Regions from separate parts of the Mus musculus genome. Here region 2 is linked to region 1. Evidence: chromatin contacts called from ENCODE POLR2A ChIA-PET data. All regions are on one chromosome and are shown on one strand. Each heading gives the region's core, a stretch centred on a gene start or an enhancer-like site at or near the end of the contact. The rest is flanking DNA. Distances are from core to core; before and after follow the strand shown. Region 1 holds the start of Ntn5 (netrin 5). Region 2 holds the start of Rpl18 (ribosomal protein L18).

Region 1 (5,348 bases), core at 2,132-4,631:
CTTTCTTTTTTTTGGTTTTTCGAGACAGGGTTTCTCTGTGTAGCCCTGGCTGTCCTGGAACTCACTCTGTAGACCAGGCTGGCCTTGAACTCAGAAATCTGCCTGCCTCTGCCTCCCGAGTGCTGGGATTAAAGGCGTGCGCCACTGTGGGCCTGCAGTATACCCACACCAGTGGCTGCACTTCTAATATCCTCCCATCATGCCCAGCCCACAAGGAACGATTGCTTCTGCTACACCCCAGGTGCTAGTGAACATGGGAGAACAAAAGAGAACTCTCCACTTGTGCATTACAGAGGCTGGAACAGGCTGTGCTTACACAGACCAGACTTGCCATGTGATTTTGCTTCCTATGGGCTCAGGTTCATTGTTCAGCTCAGTCTGTGTGCCTCAGTTTCTTCTTTTGTAAGATGAGACTGGCCATAGTACCCATGAGCATTGCATTCTCTCATTGTCTGTGTTATAACAGATTCAGTCTGCCCAGAGCTCCTGACTCTGCAGCTCTGGGTAGACCTGTGCCTGCCAAGAGCAGTCAAATATAGCAAGTGAGACAAGCACCTGCTTCTGGGCCAGGACTCGGGGGGTGGGCAGTGCCAACTTCCTGTTTCTGAAACACTCTATAATAAGAGGTAGGCCTTATCAGTTTGGCCTTTACGTGTAGGTCTGTGTTCAACCTGTTTCCTGGTAATCACTTCACTGGAATAGAATTTGCATATCTAAGAATCCACCCGTGTCAGTGTTCTCCTAGTTCCACTAGTGTGGCCTCTGGTGTGCTCAGAGCTGACTAATACCTGCTTCATCCCAAAGACTGTTTGTCCACAGCCCTGGCTGTGTCCCCTCTGCTACCTTACTTAGCTAAGCTGGTCTTGTCTCCGTGACTTGCTGAGCCACGTAGTTAGTATGTGGAAGGGTACATCATCCGGCCTGGCGACTCCTGCTTGTCCTTGGCCTGTCACTATGTGAGTTTGTATGGGTTACCTTCATTTCCTGCCTGTGATGGACAATGCTGTCATAGCTCACGATGTGGATGCTTTTTGGTTCCCTTGAGCACCTCTCTGGGGTGGCACTGCTGGGTCAAATGTGGCTGGTTTCAGGAAGCAGCAGCAGGTGTTAGAGTCCCATTTCTCCATCTGCTTTCCTTTGCTACTGACTGGCTGTGGTGGGCACCATGCAGTGTGGGCCCTCACTGAGGAGACCACGGTTTTAACCTGCAGGCTCTGCCTTGGCACTGCTGGGCTTGTGTGGACTCTGATATGCACAACTCATCTATGCTGGGTAGCTTTTCTCATCAACATGACATAAGTTACCAGGGACCTTTCTGACTGAGAAAACACCTTCATCAGATAGCCTGTAGGGGAGTTATGGGGGCATTTTCCTGATTAATTATTATGGGAGGTCCAACCTCACCATGGGCAGTGTCACCTCTGGGCAGGTGACCCTAGGTTATAGAAGAGCAAACCACAGACAGCAAACCACTAAACAGCACTGCTCCATGGTCTTCGCTTCAGTCCCTGCCTCCAAATTCCTGCCGTGAACTCCTGTTCTGACTTCCATTTATGATGGACTGTAAACTTCAGACTGAAACAAACCCTTTCCTCCCTAGGTTGCTTTTGGTCCTGATGTTTATCACAGCAGCAGAAAAAAGACTAACGCACCACCCTAAGGATAAGGCAAACAACCGCTTCCTCTCTTTATGTATCCAGACTCCAGCTCTCTCAGGGCCCCACAAAGTCTTCAGGTGTCTGCTGCACCATACTGATATCTGCTCTCTCCTGCTTATTCTCTGTCCAAGCCTCAGTATTAGGCAGGCCCCCTCAGCTCCTGTATCCCAGGGCCTTACTTTATTATTAACCATTTCTGGAAGTCAGAACATTCTTGGAGTTTAACTTGGGTTCCCAGAAAGGTCAGGCAGCTCTGACCACAGGACACAGCACAGCACACACACCAAGTCTCACAGAAATACAATGCTCGCCAGCACTACACTGCCTCACTTGCCCGCAAAGCAAACCCATCCTCCCCCACCCCAGCTCCTTCTTTTCTCATTGCAGTCATTTTCTTTCTCCTGGCTCTCTAGCCAACTCGAAGTGGATCGCCCAGCCCAGCCAGAGCACCAGGGAGCAGAGCTGGGCCAGAGAACCTGGGCAGAGAAGAGAAAGGGCTCAAGATGGCTTTGGGAGAGGGAGTGGATCTCGGAACACTTCCTGGTAAAGGCAGCAGCTTTGGGAAGTGCTCTGTTGCTGCCATCTTGAGGTGACGCCCAGCCTTCATCCGGCTATGCCGAGAGCGCCCTCTGGAGGCTGTTCCACAGCAAGGCCTGGAAGACTCAGTGGAGAGGCTGTGCTACCCACCTCCTTTGCCTGAGGCTGCAGACAGAGACCCTCTACTGTGGAGAGCAAACAGGCCTGAGCTCTCCCGAGGCTTGACCCTGTGAGGGTTAGGGTCTCGATACTTGGGGAGCTCCATAGCACCTCTGAATTAAGGACCAGCCACTTCCTGGGTGGGCTTGGCTTCCCCACAGCTGATGCTTTCTGGGGGTCCCCCAGCCAGCTCAGGCACCCAGAGCAAAGTGAGGAGGAGAACTCCCTCTGGAGACAGCGTAGGGACTTACCACGCTAGGCAGGCAGGATCCTGCAGCAGACCCAGACCTTCTCTGGATGTCTGACAGCCATCTGTCCTGCTCCACAGCGAGCCATTCGCAATTGTCTACAGAACAGACCAGCTTCCCGTCTTTCTGTCTAGAAGGTGGCCTGACAGTGCCAAGGCTGGGGCAAACCGGGGAGGACTTGCTGGACCCACAAGTCCCACGTGTCACCCTATGGCTCACACAGCCCTTGCTGGGGACATGGGTCTCAGATGTGGGATCCGTTGGCCTGAGCCTTCTCTTAAAGCTTAGTCCTCCTGCATCTGTGGGTCTTGTAGCTCTCATTTGTCCTTGTCCCTGCTCCTCTAAGATCCCAGCCTCAAGGGTCACCCGGCAGTACAGAGGGATCTCTTACTCCCAGGGCACCAGGTCCCTGAGTCTTGTCCTGGGCCAGTTCTGCACACTGGCAAGACAGTAGCTATGAATGGGGTGGGTGCTCAGGAACAAACCACACATATTCTCATCTTGCTCAGAGAGAAACCACAACACTCAAATGTTCAGACACAACAAGTTGTGGAAGTGTTTCAGGCTAAAAGCCCTGGGGCCTTTATCCACCAGTGGCTGGGGGGAGGGGGGAGCTGCCTTTGGCTTTTGCTACCTTCTTTTCCTCCCCAAGTTCAGCCAGGCTGAAAGTCTTCTCCGCTGCCCTCCTTGCAGGTAGCACTGGCCTCTGGTTTCCCCTACAGCTGATCTGAGGCTGGGAATTTTAGAGCTTGAAAGCAACTGACCTTAACACCGAGTTAACGCACTTGGGGCAGGAGGATGCAGGATGGGGAGGGGCTGGCTGGCTTGGGGTCGGCCAAAAGCAGGGGCTGGCAAGCTAAACTCCAGAGGTGCTGGGGCAAGTGGGAACAGGCCAGGACCCCAATCCCAGAACCCCAAGCTGTAGTCATACCCCTACCTGCTTGGATCCTTCTAGGCCGGCTTGTTTGGGGCCACCAAGCTTCAAGCCTGCTGGGGGCGACAGTGCTCCTGTCCCACGCAGTCTCGGGTGGCATGGCTGGCAAGGGTCCCTGTGGGAAAGCGTGGCTGCTGTTGGCTAGGGTTTGGGTGGGCGGTAGTGTTGGATTCTGCGGGCTCTGCTTTCAGCTCCCGCCCAGAACCCCCACTAGCCTGGGCCTGAGAACAGCCACTCTCACTCCTCCCGAGAGCCCTCCAAGTGCTTCTCCTACAGAAGAGTGTGGGGATGACCGACTACAGGACACTCTTTTCTTCTCCAGGCAGGTTTGACCAATGGCTGGGCCCTAATAGCCAGGTAGGAGGTGCATGCTGAAGAGGGGCAGGCAGGCAGAGTCCCTTATGGATCCCACTGGCCCAGGGAATTTGGATGGGCCTGCCACTGAGAGGTAGGAATGCTGTAGGCCCAAACGGGCAAGGGCTAGTTTCTGCCTAACCCCAAGAACACAGAGAACTCACAGCCTGGTACTTCACGGTGTTGAGAGCCGGAAGGTGGGACCTTGAAATTACCTAGCAAGAAACGTGTTTACATGAGGGGCTGGGGTGGGGGAGGCTATGGGTGCATAATGGCTCAGACTCCCGGGGGCAGGGAGTCTATGGACTGGGCAAGGGAGGCACCCTGCCTGGGAAATGTCAGTGGAGCACAGGGCTCTGATGTCTGGAGGTAAGGGTACATGCAGGGGGCTCAGGAAAGTCCCAAGATCCCCAGTCCTATGTGGGGGAAGCTGAAAGCCTTAGTCCTCTGGCTCCTAGCACTCCTTAGGCTCTGGATTTCTGGTTTCTAAGTGCCTTGGCATCGGGCACACACCTTATGCCACCTCCTGCTTTTTTTCCTCCCATATCATCTACCCCCAGCACTGGCCCCCATCTGCTCGGGGGCTGAGTGCTTGTGGAGTGTGGAGGGATTTGGGTCCAGGTCTGAGATTTGGGGTAGCAAGTGGGGCCACCTCCCAGCAAGTCCCAGAAAAGTAAGTGCAGGGCCCCAACACCCTGAGCCCTAAAGGAAGGCCAGGCTCTGCCTTCCCAGTACCTGAGGGGTCTGCTCTCTAACTCCAAGGCTTTGTTGGTTTCCAGCTCCTTCAGCACCACCTTCCCTCAGCACTCTTCTCTGGCTACACACCTGGAGGGGAAAGGGTTAAGGGTGGAGGGCTGGAGTGGGTGGCAGAGAGGCCAGGGTTTTTTGGCAATAATCCGCCTTCCGTGCCCTGGGTGTGGAGAACAAGGTTAGAACCCCATGTGGGAAAGGCTTCCACTCTGACCCACGTGGGCCAAGGCCTCTTCTTCTGATTTTCTGCCAGGCAGTAGTAGCTCTCCTCTCCCTCTCGAGCCTCCCCTGGGCTTTCATGCCTGTCTCTGAGCCTACCTGCTCTTCCCTCCCAGCCCCAGAGCCTCTAGCTTCATGCCATCCAACTACCCAGCCGGACACCCGGTCCTCTGCCCTGCCCTGTCTAGCCTCCGGCTTTCCCCGGGTCTGTGCTGGACTCTGCTCCTCTTCTCTGTGGGCTTCCTCTCTCGGCCAGGCTCCTCCATCTCTTCTCTGTGGGCTTCCTCTCTCGGCCAGGCTCTTCCATCTCTTCTCTGTGGGCTTCCTCTCTCGGCCAGGCTCCTCCATCTCTTCCGTGACTCGCTCTCCTAGGTTTTCACATCTGTCGGTCCTGCTGGCTCCTCATCTCCCCTCACCCTCTCCCCAGGGCCTCTACCCCTCGACACTGATGGATAACTTTGGGGTGTTAAGCTCTGGATTAGTTCAGGC
Region 2 (5,348 bases), core at 1,352-3,851, 34 kb after region 1:
CAAGCCCTTCCCAACAGAGTCAATAAAAAGGGGTGTGGAGGAGTTCCTCAACCAACTCTCCAACGTTGGTAACAGAGATAGAAACTGAGATGAGTGTGATGGTGTCCTGTAATCTTAAAAACTAGGGAGGCTGAGGCACAAGCATCAGGAAGTGCTAGAGCTGCCTCTGCTCTTAGAGCCAGTCGCGTGACACCTTGTGTCAAACAAACCCCAGAAAATGATCGACACAGGTGGAGACCATTCTGGAATGAACCAGGCTCGGGAGGCTCATGGACTTACAAACTGATTTGGACGACAGCCTTCCTGGAGGAAGAATGAGATTAACATCCCAGGAAACCACCATGTGACAAGACAGCCCCAGAAAGCAGCATAGGTAAGGGAAAGCATTGGAAACCCAGAGCTGGGAAGGAACTGAGGGCCAGGAAAAAAAGAGGTGGACAGAGACAGGCAAGGAAAGGGCGGCAGGAGACACAATCGGGTGTATGGGTGTGTGCGCACAAACACTGGTGTCTAAATGTACCTCTCACACGCTGGTCTAAATGTACCTCTCACACGCTGGACAAAGCGTGCTCACACTAACCTACACTCTGTTAAGGCAGGGACAAAACTTCTTAGGCAAAAAATAAGAGGAGGAGGGAGTCTGCTTATTGCCAAATACCCCTTGCATCGCATCCACAGCAGCATTCGCCCCAGATAACATGCCAAGAGGTGGAGCTCAGGGAGATGCAGAACCCGGGATACAGCCAGAGCGCCGCGAAAACCCTGACCAAAGAGGCTGAAACGGGAACAGGAAAGGGGAAACGCTAACTCACCCAAACTGAGTGACCTCGCCCTGCGGAGCCCTCAGAAGCCCAGCTGAGAGAAAAGGACTGCTCACCCTGCCCCCAGGGGAAGTCTGGGGCCAGCGGCAGAAGGGCCCTGACAGACATTATCACCCCTGGTATGACAACCACAGACTTCAGACCAGTGCTTCTCAACATTCACGATGCTGGGACCCTTTAATATAGTTCCTTATGTTGTGGTGATCCCCAAACATTTCATTGCTATAACTGTAATTTTGCTACTGTTACAAACTGTAAATATGTGGTATACAGGATAGCTGATATACGACCCTGTGAAAGGGCCCAGACCCACAGGTTGAGAACCTATTCTGTAGCTAGAGCCTTACCTGGTTCCATTGCCCCTTGGATTTAGGTGTCCAGTGGGCACCCAGGCCTCTGCTGTCACAGCAGGGCTTGAGCCCCAAACTGGAGGCCATGTATGTATAGGCGGTTTTCGTAAAGAGTCTTGCTAACTCCCTGTGCAGGGCCAGGTTGGGGTTCTGAAGAGGAGGGCACATTGCAGGCTCAGTATCCCAGAGCCTGCTTCTCTCATCCAGCTGGCCTGTCTTGTACTACCCAAGTTCAGGTACTCCATACCAAAAGAGTGAAGACACTTTCAGGGAAGACACCCTAAAAGGGAGTCTTTTTCATCACTCTCTTTTTCCAAACAAGGAAAAAAAAGCAAAACAGAAAATCACTTACCCAAGATCACAACTTTAAATGGCAGAGCCAGGCCAAGTGTTGAAAGACGGTGATCCCAGCTACTTCGGAGGCTGAAGCAGGAAGAGTGAGTCAAAGCCAGCTGGGGCAACTTTGTGAAACCTTGACTTAAGGGGCGGGGGGGGGGGTGAGTGGGGGACAGAGCTGGCACTAGAACTAGCTTACTAAATGGTGAGGTGCCAACTGTTCAGTTTTGTATCTTTGTCTCTCCTTCTGCCCGGGGTTCCCTCACCATTTTTCCTTCTCACCCTCGGGCCTCCACACCTCCAACCACCGTCATGGTCTCTATTTCAGTCTCTCTGGAGCTTGTTATCTACCCGCTTTCCAAACCGGGAGTTCTGCGTGCCTTCTCTGCACATCAATATGTACATCGAAAATGTTGGGCCAGTTCAACCAGTCTGGTTTAGGAAGGGGGAAAAAAAAAAGGGCTGTCCCTAAGGACGAAAACAAAGGAGAGATCCGAGAAGAGGTCATCTTTAAGGGCAGGGGGAAAAGCTCAACACAAAATATTAAATAATAATAATAATAAGGTATTATGGGTTGAATAGCAGCAAGAAAGTCTCGGGTGAGAGATCTAGTAGGATTTCCTGAACTTCAGTTCTGTTTAGTAAGTTGAGCATAAGGAAAAGGCAGCCGAGAATTTAAGGAAGTGTGAGATGAGCTTTTTCTTCAGGGCGGGATAAGCCTCACCTCCGACACACAGCCCACCGGGTCCTCCGCGAGCCACCGAGAAGCGGTCGGCGTGCGGCCAGAGAGTCACCACGCGACTCGTCCAGCAAGCTCCGATCATGTCTCTGATTCTCCGGTCCCTTTACCCCTGGAGAGTGTTAGAGCAGGGACGGGGAAAGGCCAGAGAGGCTCCGGGTCCCAGCCCTTTCCTCAGGCTGACTTCTCTTTGGTTCTGGAAGCCTCGGTTTACTCGGTCCTCCCACATACCATCGAGAAACCCAAATTGTGGTAGAGCTCCGCGTCGCGCTCATGTGACGTCACCCGTGCACCACAGAGACGCCAGTTCCGGATAGAGTGTCCCGCATTGCGTCACGAGTGCGTCTCGCAGGCCGCTCTTTCCCCGCCCACTCCGGCGCGGTTCCGTCTTTCCGGACCTGGCCGAGCAGGAGGCGCCATCATGGTAAGCTCGCTGAGCGGTCTCCCCGAGTGGCCCATCCGCTGCCATCCTCAGCAAGTCCCGCTCGTAGCGCGACGGAGGGGTGCAGGCGGTGCCAAGGGGAACTGCGGGACAGGCTAGGGCCTTCGATCAGAACTTGCCGGAGCCGGTGGCCGGTCCCGGGAGCCTCCCGAGGCTCGTCGTCTTCCTTACAAAGTTTGGCTCCATGAGCCAGGCTGATTGCAGCTCCCAGTGAGTCCAGTCCGGCCTCGAGCCCACGGCCGCTCCCTCGCACCAATCTTTCGAGTGCTGCGTTTCCAAGCGGGACCGCTGCTCCCAGTGTCCCTGTTTCTTAACTTGCCATTGGGAAGTTGAGTGCTACGATGAGCGGAGCCACTACACGTTGCCGGGTTTGGGGACAAGCGTACGTCAGTCCTTCCCGGAACACTGCTCCTAGTGTGTTTGGTGTGTAGTAATCCTGTCCCTGCCTTGTATGTTGGGAAGACGTTTATGAAGAGCCTTGAAGGTGCAATGAAACCGCTGTTAGTATCAGTAACTACTTCAGGATGCTAACAGCTTGGAAAACGAGTGGGGGATAAAATTAACCCGAGCACTTGGTCTTTCTAGGGTTGATTTGAAGGACGTAGTGTAAGGCTTTGTCACAAACACGTCTCCACGTCTAGAATGTACTGTTGGCTTCTTTTTGACTGTTTTTCAGATTGGGAGCTAGTTTTGAGAACATAAATAAAAGCTAACATCTTTACAGGGATCTGAACTCTCATCCATACTGGGCCCAGAACCAGGGCCTTCACATGCTAAGCAAGAGCTGAGCTCTAAGGGACTCTGAGCCAGCAGCCGCTTGTCTTGTGCAGCTCAGTTTTTACACCGAGACAGTGTTTCAATGAGTTTCTGGACTCTGGGAGGAATGGTCCCAAGCCGAGACAAAAACATCACTTGTGTGTGTTAAGTGAACTTGTCAGGGGTGGGACATGTCTTCTTCCTCTAGTTTGAATCCTTTGAGGTTTGAATTGTCGACTAAGTAGCCTAAAAGTTACAGGTACGAACAGGTATAGATATCATCAAAGATATAGGGCAGTGGTTCTGACAATTGGCTCTATGGTGGTTCACCTCCCTCAGGGTGTTGACATTCGCCACAACAAGGACCGAAAGGTTCGGCGCAAGGAGCCCAAGAGCCAGGACATCTACCTGCGGCTGCTTGTCAAGGTAAGCCCGGGGTGCTACGCCATCTTACAGCTCCCAAAGTGAGTGGGGTGGGGAGAGGGGGGAGCCTGGACACAGTGCCCCAACCCCCCACATCACCAGGAGTTGAGCGGGATGGGAGAGCTGTGGAAGGGTCCTGGCTTGGGGGTGGCGCAGGCAGTCCCATGCTCAATCTTTTCCTTTCCCTTGCAGCTGTACAGGTTTCTGGCCAGACGGACCAACTCCACCTTCAATCAGGTTGTGCTGAAGAGGTTGTTCATGAGCCGAACCAACCGGCCACCTCTGTCCCTGTCCCGCATGGTTAGTAGTCAGCCAGAGGGCGCTTCACATGTTTGGGGGCGGTGGGGTAAGGCCAGCAGAGGATGCGGGCCTCTGTGCTTTGGTCTTTTTCTACCTGGGGATTTCTCTGACCTGGGTCACTTCTGGGGTTGGAAAGAAAGATTTCAACAATCAGTCATAGCTGGCAAGCTCTTGGGGCCCTGTCACTGGGGGGAGGTCGGCCTCAGCCAGTGGAGGTCTTGGCTGTTTGGTCTTCCCGGTGACAGCTTGGCACAGAAAGACTTAACATGCTTGCCCCCATCAGATCCGAAAGATGAAGCTTCCTGGCCGCGAGAACAAGACTGCCGTGGTTGTGGGGACGGTCACAGATGATGTGCGGATTCTGGAAGTTCCCAAGCTGAAGGTAAGTGACCAGCATGGGCCAAAGGGACATGTCTCCAGTCAATTAGGGGGCTTTGCTATGTGCCAGTGGCACCCTGCCATGGGAGCTGTAATCAAAGCTGCTCTTCGTTGTGTCCCCTCACCACTGCAGAATGATGCTTTGGAGTCTGTTTGCCCTGAAAGCATTGAGGATGCTTGCCATCCACTGGGGAGACTTTAGTGGCAGTTGTTTATCAGGGTCTGCTACCGGGGGTGGGCCGTGACAGTCCCCACAGCCTCTGGTGTGTGCCTTCTCAGGTGTGTGCACTGCGGGTGAGCAGCCGGGCCCGGAGTCGCATCCTCAAGGCTGGGGGTAAGATCCTCACCTTTGACCAGCTGGCCCTGGAGTCTCCCAAGGGCCGGGGCACTGTGCTCCTGTCTGGTCCTCGGAAGGGCCGAGAGGTGTACCGACATTTTGGCAAGGCCCCAGGAACCCCACACAGCCATACCAAGTGAGTATCAGAGCTTTGGCTTCAGGTAGTTGTTACCCATAGTGGCCACTAGGATGTCAAGTTCACTTGGGTGGGGGGTGGTCACAAATCTGGGCTAGCCAGGGCCTCTGCCACTTCTGAGGGGTGAGTGGTTATTGCGAAGGCTCTCAGAAGGTTTCCAGTATGACAGGAACAGGTCCTAGTGCCAATGAGCTGGACTTCTCTAACCTCCCTCCTTTCCCCACAGACCCTATGTCCGTTCCAAGGGCCGGAAGTTTGAGCGCGCCAGAGGCCGAAGGGCCAGCAGAGGCTACAAAAACTAACCCTGGATCTTAACTGTTAATAAAAAAA

The links. ChIA-PET counts read pairs that join two places held with the same protein, here RNA polymerase II (POLR2A).
Region 2: POLR2A ChIA-PET joins it to region 1 with 20 read pairs in Patski. The contact joins the promoter of Rpl18 here to the promoter of Ntn5 in region 1. POLR2A ChIA-PET finds 5 or more read pairs at or near these places in 4 of 5 experiments (Patski and embryonic stem cell).

What each region holds. Positions count from the first base shown.
Region 1 is chr7:45,680,641-45,685,988 of GRCm38, forward strand. Ntn5 (netrin 5) reads left to right here and starts at 3,382. Exons shown (of 7, transcript NM_001358870.1): 1 at 3,382-3,858. The coding sequence starts at 3,825. Sec1 (secretory blood group 1) reads right to left here. Exons shown (of 4, transcript NM_001271578.1): 2 at 4,626-4,715; 3 at 3,540-3,651. The coding sequence starts at 3,636.
Region 2 is chr7:45,715,470-45,720,817 of GRCm38, forward strand. Rpl18 (ribosomal protein L18) reads left to right here and starts at 2,602. Exons shown (of 6, transcript NM_009077.2): 1 at 2,602-2,670; 2 at 3,784-3,870; 3 at 4,060-4,167; 4 at 4,451-4,549; 5 at 4,825-5,018; 6 at 5,245-5,348. The coding sequence starts at 2,668. The coding sequence ends at 5,320. It overlaps Sphk2 (sphingosine kinase 2), which reads right to left and starts at 2,533. Exons shown (of 7, transcript NM_203280.3): 1 at 2,232-2,533; 2 at 1,524-1,594.